Linked DNA regions of Mus musculus: region 2 is linked to region 1. A link is a loop called in an ENCODE intact Hi-C map of the cell type or tissue named here. Cell type or tissue: heart. All regions are shown on one strand. Each heading gives the region's core, and the rest is flanking DNA. Links, peaks and the distances in the headings are about the cores only.

Region 1 (5,378 bases), core at 179-5,178:
TCTCTCTCTCGCTCTCGCTACTACCCCCTCAACTCACCTCATGCCCTAAATAAACTACTATACCGTCCTGTGGCTGGTACCTCAGCATGGGCCGCACCCCCTCTACCCCCTACGTGCACAATAACGCTCCTCCACCAAACGTCCCCGGCTTTTTTTTTTTTTTTTTAAATAAAATACAACAGTAAGCAGACTATGGTGTTCAGTGCCTATAAACCCAGCTGATGCAGGAGTATGGAGAACTTGAATTGAGCCTGGCCTAAGAGAGAAACTACCTGGAAACAATCAAAAACCGGAAGCCCAGAGAAGAGCACCTCTGTTCCCTCATACCATACTCATGGAAATTAGTCTCCAGTATAGCCAGGGGCGACTTTCAAATCTGACTATCTGACTCCAGGGTCTGTGCTTGTGAGTGCCACAGCAATTCCGGCTCAGCCATAGCTCCTTGGCTGAATTCTGCCCTCCTAGAACGAGCTTTCGTCATCTGCTCCTTGACACACCCACCTGGAGAGCTAGCTGCAAAAGAAGCTTTGTAGGTTTTCTATTTGTTTTAGTTTTTGAGACTTTTCTTCCTGTAGCCCTGGCAGCCGTGGAACTCACTATAAAAACCAGGCTGGCCTTCAACTCAGAGATCTGCCTGCCTCCCTAATGCTGGGATTAAAGTTGTGTGCAGCCACCAGCCTGGGACAAAAGCTGGTTCTTTGGCCTGTCCTACCTATACCACATGAGGCTGGTCTTTGGACACTGTTGCTGCTCCTGGGGACAGTCCCTTCCTTCTCAGGGCCTCGAGGCCATAGTCACAGACTAGGCAGGAATGCAGTCCTTGTGGATAGCATGGATGAATCTGATAGGATATTAACATTACGTGGCTCTGGGGCTGTGTATGAGCCGGAGAAGAACCACTGGATTCCAGAGGGGAGGACCCTTCGCCTCTGCCTGCCTGCCTGCTGGAGGTTGTCACTTGGTGCTCCATCGAGACTTTAGATTACTCTTAGGCCAAGACACTGGAAACAGAATCCCTCAACTTGTTCTTATGATTCATATGATAGGCCCTTGACATTTGAAACAAACTAAAGTGTTTTTCTTCCACTGTTTCACTCCGGTACTTCAGTTTACTGCATTTCTGAAATTACACAACTAAGTAATGTCAAACGCTGATTAAATGTCATGTAGGTTTTTTTGTATCCATTTAATTAAAATATCATAAATTTACCCTCTCCTTAGTCTAATTGCGATTTTATTTAAATAAACTCCACAGAACCAAGTGAAGTGGGGCCTGTCTGTGATCTTAGTATAAAGGAGGCGTGGACAGGAGAGTCAAGATTGTCCATCGAAGATTGTCCATCGTTAGCTACAGAGAGAGTTCCCACCTAGCCTGAGCTACATAGGATCCTGTCCCAAGATACAAAATATTAAACACACACAGAGAAAAACCAACCCCATGTACTTCTATCTATGTACATCTTTATTTCCTAGCACAGTAATGAGCTAACCAGGAGCTGGGGTCCCCCATACACCTTTGGATCTGAACAATATACTCCACCATCAAGGAGGTATCCCGGAGCCAACTTCCTCAGAATCCTGGCTGTACCACCTAACAGCTGACTTTCATATACTATCTAATGCTCCTAAGCATTCGATAGGTTATATATTCTAAGTCAATGTGTATGGAAACCTCTGGTGCAGTTTTGGGGAAGAAAGCTCTAGAATATCTTCTGTAAACCATCTTAAATGTATGTTTATGGAAAGGTCTCTTTGCTTTCTTTTTGCTTTTCTCTCTTTTTTTTGTGTGTGTTGTTGTTGATTGTTTGTTTGTTTGTTGACACACAGTTTTACAAATTTGAATAAGTATTCTGGCAGCAGCTTTCATTTTGGTAAGAATTCTGAAGAGCAAGGGATTTAAAATCATGAGGTAAAATTCAATGATTAAGGCTTCTTCCCCCTCCAGCTATCCTAGAGCTCAATCTCTAAGAGACAGGGAGGGGACAAACAAATGAAATGCTGTTTGAGTTGTGGAACTAATGGGAATTGTAAAGTACTACAAACTAAACGCATTTATCCTGCTGCCTTTTTCTTTTTTTTTAAGATTTATTTATTTATTATATGTAAGTACACTGTAGCTATCTTCAGACACACCAGAAGAGGGCATCAGTTCTCATTACAGGTGGTTGTGAGCCACCATGTGGTTGCTGGAATTTGAACTCAGGACCTTCAGAAGAGCAGTCAGTGCTCTTCACCACTGAGCCATCTCTCCAGCCCAAAACCTGCTGTCTTTAAAAACGAAACAAACTTAAGGACAGTCCTGTTATTCGGAGTCATGCTTTTGACTTCTGGTACTTTACAAGCTATTTGAGTGGGGAGGAGGGGAAATGTATTTGAGTCTGTCTAGCCTAGGCTGGCCCCAGCTCTTGGCAATCCTGCCTCAGCCTCCGGAGAGCCTAAATTACAGATGTGAGTCACCAGGTCTCTTTTAAACGCAAGCAACAAGGACCTCGGATCTAAATGACAAGTTACAATAGTTCAGCTAAGTAACTATAGGAACAATTGGCTGAAAAGCGAATACCAATGTGTTTGCAATGCAGGAGCAGAAAATCCATACACTGCAGAAACAGTTGAAACCAAATAGGAAGTGGGAACTAGCATAATTTTCTTATCGTGGCCACAAAAGAAAGGCACTAAAACACTTCTATCCCCTCAAAAGACTCTCTCGTGAAAATGTAAACTGCTTCGGTATAAGACCTAGTAAGCTAGATTTCTATTGCTAGCTTCTTTTCATTTTCACATTAAAGTTGTGTAAAAACAAGCATGCTGCTTAGAAAATACCGAATCAGCGTGCACTGAAGATAACAAGCATGATGCGCCGTTTTTATTTGTGCTAAAAAAAAAAAAGAGGAGAAATAGATTGTTACCTTATATTATTTAAACTTTCAAATGTGCTAGGGTTCCTGGAATTTGGAGAGGGAACCGAAAGGGTTTTATGGTTCTTGGGAGACAGCAGAGCACAAAGAGCCAGGGGGTGGAGTCTAGAGCTCCGCCCACTCCTTGCTGTTTTCAATCAGGTCCGCTCCCAGGAAATATAAGCTCTTGCTCGGCGGCGGATTACTGTAGTTTCTCCTGTCTCTTTATTAGGTTGTTTACTAATATGTCAGGACGAGGAAAAGGCGGCAAGGGTCTGGGGAAAGGTGGCGCCAAGCGACACCGCAAGGTTCTCCGCGACAACATCCAGGGCATTACCAAGCCCGCTATCCGGCGGTTGGCTCGGCGTGGCGGCGTGAAGCGCATCTCGGGTCTCATCTACGAGGAGACTCGCGGTGTCCTCAAGGTTTTCCTTGAGAATGTGATCCGCGACGCCGTCACCTACACCGAGCACGCCAAGCGCAAGACGGTTACGGCTATGGACGTGGTGTACGCGCTCAAGCGCCAGGGCCGCACTCTGTACGGCTTCGGCGGCTAAGCGAGCCCTCCTGTGCCTAGGCCGTTCCCTTGGCCGGCTTCCCCCATCCACAAAGGCCCTTTTCAGGGCCCACAAAGCATCAGAAAGGAGCTGTGGACATTTGTAGTTCTCACTAGTTATGAGCGTCTCATTACTTTTTGTATTTGGTATGCTTTGTCTTGTATGCAAATTGAGCTGCCTGGGTGCACTTTTTCATTGGAGGACTTGGGCTGGTGGCCCCGCCTACCGCCTGGGACCTGCTCAGAATGCTTGCGGAGTGGTCTGCGTGAATGAGTTTTTTTAGGTGTCTGTTGAGTTGACAGCCCCAGAGTGCTAGGGTGCAGCCTCTGCGGACGCTCTAAAAAGGGGAAAAAAGCTCCTGTAGAGACAGTGGACCTGAATGAGGGCAGGTGTGGAGGCTTGGAACCCCACAATAAAGTCACCCTGTAGCTTAAACTTGGCTTTCTCAGCTGTAGCTGTTTCTCTGCCTTAAGCACGTGGGTTTGGGGGAAGAGGAGCACTCGGATGTCTACCATTTAGTTCAGGCTGGTATAAGTCTTTCGGTGGTCCTTCTGTTTCAGCTTCCACAGACCATATGTGTCTCATTTAAGTCTTCAGAGTAGGTTAGTCACAGCCCTTGCTGCTCCTTCAAAGTACTTGTATTCGATGCTCCATACCCAGATGGGTTTAACTCTGGATCCAGGAAGTCGCTTCCTTAGGCCCCTGGACTCAGGTCTGCTTACCGGCTTTCTGTACACATTACTCAAAACGGTAGTTTTGTTTTTCAGATCTCTAGGTTTTTACATCTGATGTTTACGGGTCTTCTCACTGGCTGAAGAAATAGGAGACTGTTCCTACAGTTCCTGGAGCAGGAACCTGGCATTTCATTAAGATATGGTTATCTCGTGTTCAATGCTTTCTGTGTGGCAGAAACTTGGTGCGGTCTTTCAGCAGATTTATTTTAAGTGTTGATAGTGAGTACAGCTGTGGATGAGACAACGAAGGCTAAAATTTTGGAGCCTAGATTTGAACTCTGCTCTGTGCGATTTTACACAACCTCGTTTTATGTGCCACTGGTGTTTTTGTTTGTTTGTTTGTTTTGTTTTGTTTTGTTTTTTGTTTTTGCGAGAGTCTTCTCTGCCCCTGTGGGCTGACACTTCACTTCTAGAGTCTGAGCATACATAACACTGATACCATTAGTCTAGTGAACTCATTTTCTTAAAGCAAGTGAAAAATGAGATGTTTATTTTTCTGTCTTGAGAAATATTTCAGTTACAGTTATATGGTTTTTATTTTCTTATAAAGTCACATGTTCTATCAAACTATGAAACACAAAATGTAATAATAATGATTATCACCCCTCTTTTAATCTGAGTTTTGATTATTTGAGATAATCAAACATCTATAACTATTACTAGCAAAAAGAAATGAAACAAAAAAATGAAACTTAAATATCATTTATTATTACACAAATAACAACAGCAACAAAAGTATTTGTGCATTCACTGTGGAAATCATTTCTCTCAAAAGGCTTAAATTAGAAACTGCCATGTCACCTGCCCGGATGGAAAGTTACTTAGTGGTAAGAAAAACAGAAATCTTACACTGACAAGATGATGGACGGGACAGAAATCACTATATTAAGCAAAATTGTGTGGGAAGCCGCCCTCACATTTGCCATTATAAGATGGCGCTGACAGCTGTGTTCTAAGTGGTAAACATAATCTGCACACGTGCAGGGGCAGTTTTCCCGCCATGTGTTCTGCCTTTCTCGTGATGACAACTGGGCCGATGGGCTGCAGCCAATCAGGGAGTAATACGTCCTAGGCGGAGGATAATTCTCCTTAAAAGGGACGGGGTTTTGCCATTCTTGTTCTTTCTCTTGCTTTCTTGTTCTTGTTCTTTTTCTTGCTCTTGTTCTTTTTCTTTCTCTTGCTTTCTTGTTCTT
Region 2 (5,378 bases), core at 293-5,292, 52 kb before region 1:
TGTTCCAGGCTAGCCAAGGCTACAGAGTTAGACTCGGTCACAAAGAAGGGGGGAGGGAGGAAGAAGAAAAGAAGGGAAGAAAGAGAAAAATGAACCACAGAGTAAAATCTTATTTAAAAGCCATTTTTAAAGTCCATTAAGAAACTGGCTGAGTTTCACCTCCTCGCGGTACATTCTCTATGCTTGCCCTTGCCTAATCCTCGCTAGTTCCGATGTCTCCACCTATGCACCTATTCTGATCCTGAGCAGCTAGTCAATTTTGTCAAGTATTAGGTATTAGTGGGAAACAGTAAACATGGCTTTATCTTAAGTTTGGAGCTCTTGAGCACATCTGTAATCCCAGCACTCCTGAGACAGGGACAGAGAATCAAGAATTCAAGGCAAGTTCGAGCTACACACACACACACACACACACACACACACACACACACACACACACACATTAATAGTAAATGTTACAGTGCTGGCTGCTGATGCAGCTGCATTGGTCGAGTGCTTGTCTAGCATAAAGGCCTGGCAGTCTGACCCCCCAGTACCATAGAAACAGGTTATGATGGCTTACCCCTGCTATTCCAGTACCCAGGAGATAGAGACAGAGGATCAAAGATTGAGTGTCAGCCTCAGTTCCATATTGAGTTCAAAACCAGCCTCGGATATATGAGACACTATCTTGAAAAAAACCCTTGAAAAATTAATCATTAGGGCTGGAAAGACGGCTCTGCTGGGAAGGCACTGGCCATGCAGCTCACAGGAACTCATCAGGCAGAGCAACAACAGAACAAACGCAGCACGCGCCTGCAGTCCTAGTATGGGGACGCAGACACGGGGCTTCTCAATCCACTACCAAATCTGTGAGCTCCAGGTTCACTGAAAGCCCGGATCAAAAACTAAGGTGGAGAGTGAGGGGTAGGAAGACACTCAAGTTGAACACACACACAAGCACACACACACACACACACACTTGTGAGAAACAAACAAATAAATAAATAAAACATTAATGGGAAACAAACAGTATACAAAGTCTTGTGATTTCACTTCTGCTCTGTGTGTGTGTGTGTGTGTGTGTGTGTGTGTGTGTGTGTGTGTTGTGGGTATAAAGCCAAAATGTAAATCAAAATAGTGGCTTTCTCCAAGCAATCATTTTGAATAATTAGCGTTCCTTCTTTTATGCTTCTATGACTTGGGAAACTTCAGACAGACCAATATTTAACGTGGTAAAAAGAAAGCAGGACCACAATTCCCAAGAACGGAATTTGGTTCTTGTCACAGTTAGATAAGAGGCAGGGAACATAAACAACGTCTGCGAGCCAGCAGACTCTGAAAGGTCGGGAGTAGTGGAAGGACAGCCAGACTTGAGCAGGAAATGTGGTTAACAGTGGAAAGTCGGACTTAACTCCTGCCTGCGGGCCTCATTGCAGATTACAATAGATAGAAAACCTGAAGCTCTCAAAAGAAATAAACATTCAAAGCTGTGACTCCAACAGCCCCCGTCTCTGAACGGGGATGTTTCAAACACACCGTGGAGAGGCAGCAAAGAACACACAACATTAAAAGCCTGTGCTGCTGGAGGGCAATCATTCCAGGGCAGGGCTATCAGCACTGCCAGATGAGCCTGACACAGGTCCACCTTAAGATCGCATCTCCCCAGCTGCGCTTCATGTGCCACTGCAGTGGCTCACAGGGAAAGCCTGGGGCTGCAGATAATGGGACTTGGCCCGAGTACTCCTGGAGCATGCCTTTTCTTGTCGATCTGGGAAAGGCAAGGCTGAACTGCACAGCCTGACCCTGAACAGACCCTTGGCATTCCCCTGCATGCCGACTAGACAGAGAGACGGTTTTTGCCTTCTTTACACTGAAAACCATTCTGTGCCGCGCACATCTGGCCCTTTCGCGGAGACTTCAACACTGCAAAGGCGCTAGACTTCTACCTTGGAGGAAACTGTCGGTTGTTGAGGTTGTTGATATTCAACAGAAGTCACAGTTGCGGCAGGAGCAGAACCTCAGACACAGCCGGAAAAGAAAATGCCAAAGGAGGACTCTAGAGCGTATTCTGGGACGAGGCTTTCAGAATAAAGAAGTGTTGCTGACACAAACCACCAAGCTGCCCACTGACCAGTAGATCTAAGAGAACGTGTCTACCAAGTGCTACAGACAGGAGGATGGCGCTGTGGCTTCCAGGAGGGCAGCTCACCCTGCTGCTACTGCTCTGGGTCCAGCAGACACCCGCGGGGAGCACTGAGGTAGGGGCTATCGAAAAGTTGGTCTCTCATGATCAACGATGCACCAACAGGCTATTCACCTGGGGGCCACCTAATTGCTAAGAACTTAGCCACTGGCAATCTAAGAATAAACAATGTTAGTAAAGAGTGACAGGGAAAATTGCTATAAAAATTAAAAATTTTTAAGTCATAAATCTGGCATAATTGATGTGAGTGCCATTGAGTTATTTTCCCGATTCTTTTAAGTATTAAAGCAATGATTCCACCGGGGCAATAATGTAGACTAACCTGTTTAACTCAAAACCGCTTTATACAGATAGCACACATTTGGAGTATCCTAATTTTAAATATCTATAAACTAAAAATAAGCTAATGATAATGGGTGACACAGGAAACATTTGAGATCTGGAGACATGTTAAAAATGTGTCAGAGTTCATTTTGATATTTGACAGAATGTGATTCTTGGCTTGGATTAATGGAAGCTTGTTTTAAAATCTGGTGCACTGGTTCACATCATCCAATCAGTCTGTAAAATTGACTCTAGATTGTATGTAACTAGACAGCATGACATCATAAATCACACGGTTAAAATACCAAACCGTGTGTTCTCTAGCTCCGCCCCCAACAACGCTGGCCTTGGGCAGAATCTTGCCTTTTGGTGAGTGCTGCTCATGAGAAAAGCATCGTTGTTTTGCCCAGAAATGGTTGAGTGTAGGTGATGCTGATACAGTTCTCACTAACGAGCTGACCGAAGCCAGGGAGCCTCCTTTCGGCACCCTCTAGACAACATTCAACTGTTTCCCCACCTCCAAGAGGGGTGTACTTTCCAGCCCCTCGCTCACCAAGAGGAGGTGCTCCCAGGCACGGCCCCACTGCTCCCCTGAAACGCTGTTTCTCGAGCTTTGGAAGCGCAGCTGCATGCACGGGTTCTGCCCTGCTCTCCACCCTGGAGCCTGGCTAGTCTTATGTCTGTGGCATAAGTGCTTCTCCCCCAAGACAAGCTGTTACCTGAGAGGTCTCAGTCCTGCACTGCCAGTAGCTGGAGAGACAAGTCTGACAGGCTCTGGAATTTACTCTTAGTCCAACTTTCCACCAGATCCAGAGGTGTGTGTGCACCCGGGGGCTAATTGAGGAAGAAGGTGACACTTCAGCTTCCTTGTTTGCTTTAGGTTTTTTCCCCTCCTTTTTGTCCTAGAATCTAAGTCAGCAAGAAGGTTTTTATTTACAGAAGTCTCTCTTGGAAAACCTAACGCTAGATGTACGATAGGGTGGCTGGAAAGATGGCTTGGTGGTTAACGGGGCTTGATGCACAAGGGTGAGGACCTGAGTTCGGGTCCCCAGAATGCACATAAAACCCAGGAGTGGAGGAATGCACATCTGGAAGCCTAGCTTGGGCAGTGAGAAAAAGTTGCAGAGACGGGCCGATCCCTGTTGCTCCAGAGATCACTAGCCAACCACTCAGCTAAACTGCAAAGCTCTTGGCTTAGGGCATGACCTTGTCTCAAAAAATAAAGTGGAGAGTAATGGAGCAAGACCTATGTCATTGACCTCTGGCTTCTCTGTGCATGCACACACATAGCAAAATGTACAGTTAAAATTATATGTATGAATATAAGCTTGCTTTAGTTTTAGTTTGGTTAGGCTGAGACAGAGCCCCCCATTGCAATGCAGGCCAGCCTTGAACTCACAAGCCTTCTCAGACTCACAGCACCTCTTGTATTTCGGCCTTCTAAGGACGATAAGCATAAGCCACCCCCCCCCCCAGCTCTGAGCATGCTTTATGACATGCATGAGAGAATAGGAGGAGGAAGAAACTGAAGAAGTGGAAAGTAGATAAACCAGAAGGTTAGTGCTTTATTGTCAACAGACTCAAATATGGAAACACCATGAGTTCTAAGGTAAAGAACACTTCCTCCCTGGGGAGATGAGCCTTGGAGTTTTCTGTGCCATTTATGAATAATAACAACCCCAGACCAGGTAGGAATAGCATGGAGTCATTATAGTGGGCACAGCTTGAGCATTCCGTGTAAAATACTTCAGCCAGCTCTGTTGGGCACAAAAATCTGCAACCTTGTTTCCATCTGATCTGAATAATGTAAATCGAGGTTTCTTTTCCTCATAGGCTCCTCTTAAGGTCGACGTGGACTTGACACCTGATTCCTTTGATGATCAATACCAAGGCTGTAGCGAACAGATGGTGGAGGAGCTAAATCAAGGAGACTATTTCATAAAGGAAGTAGATACTCATAAGTATTACTCCAGAGCATGGCAAAAAGCCCACCTAACCTGGCTGAACCAGGCAAAGGCCCTCCCGGAGAGCATGACCCCGGTGCATGCTGTGGCCATTGTGGTTTTCACCCTGAATCTCAATGTGAGCTCTGACTTGGCCAAGGCCATGGCCAGGGCTGCGGGATCTCCTGGGCAGTACAGTCAGTCATTCCACTTCAAGTATCTGCACTACTACCTCACCTCAGCCATCCAGCTGCTGAGGAAAGACAGCTCTACAAAGAACGGCAGTCTGTGTTACAAGGTGTACCACGGGATGAAGGATGTGAGCATTGGAGCCAACGTAGGTTCCACCATTCGATTCGGCCAGTTCCTCTCTGCCTCCCTGCTAAAGGAAGAGACACGGGTGTCTGGAAACCAAACCCTGTTTACCATTTTCACTTGTCTGGGTGCCTCTGTGCAAGACTTCTCTCTCAGGAAGGAAGTCTTGATCCCCCCCTATGAGTTATTTGAAGTCGTAAGTAAGAGCGGCAGCCCCAAAGGAGATTTGATAAACTTGCGGTCTGCTGGGAACATGAGCACGTATAACTGCCAGCTGCTAAAAGGTGAGCTTGCTCTAAATTGGGTCTGTACATAGAAGAGTCAGAAATCAATCTTCATTTATAGAAGGGTTTTCTTTTTCTTTTTCTTTTTCTCTTTCTTTTTCTTTTTCGTTTTCTTTTTCCTTTTCTTTTTCTTTTTCTTCCTTTTTCTTTTTCTGAGTGGGCTAGGAGTAGGGAGTTGAAAACAGGGAAACCTGTCCCCAGTAATGATGGAACTGACCACCTAAGTTTACGTTCTGCTTCATGTCCCTCCCTCTTCTACCTTTAAAAAAAAAAAAAGAGTCTCTGAAGTGGTACTGTATTAGGTCCTTATCCACTGGGCTATGTTCC

Evidence for each region. Peaks named below come from ENCODE experiments on the same cell type or tissue, not always from the same donor. Only the 100,000 strongest peaks of a DNase experiment are listed, where the experiment ranks them.
Region 2: it touches region 1 in a loop (4-fold over the local background); 1 of 42 quality-filtered maps calls a loop at or near these places.

Annotation. Positions count from the first base shown.
Region 1 is chr6:136,802,141-136,807,518 of GRCm38, reverse strand. H4f16 (H4 histone 16) reads left to right here and starts at 3,088. Exons shown (of 1, transcript NM_175652.3): 1 at 3,088-3,526. The coding sequence starts at 3,140. The coding sequence ends at 3,451. In heart, for the core only: no CTCF peak of the experiment used is centred there; DNase peaks (open chromatin) are centred at 3,058 and 3,658; H3K4me3 peaks cover 2,520 bases; H3K27ac peaks cover 3,068 bases.
Region 2 is chr6:136,854,025-136,859,402 of GRCm38, reverse strand. Art4 (ADP-ribosyltransferase 4) reads left to right here and starts at 1,803. Exons shown (of 3, transcript NM_026639.2): 1 at 1,803-2,240; 2 at 4,343-5,051. The coding sequence starts at 2,160. In heart, for the core only: a CTCF peak has its summit at 2,183; DNase peaks (open chromatin) are centred at 1,352, 1,672, 2,162 and 2,882; H3K4me3 peaks cover 3,049 bases; H3K27ac peaks cover 4,467 bases.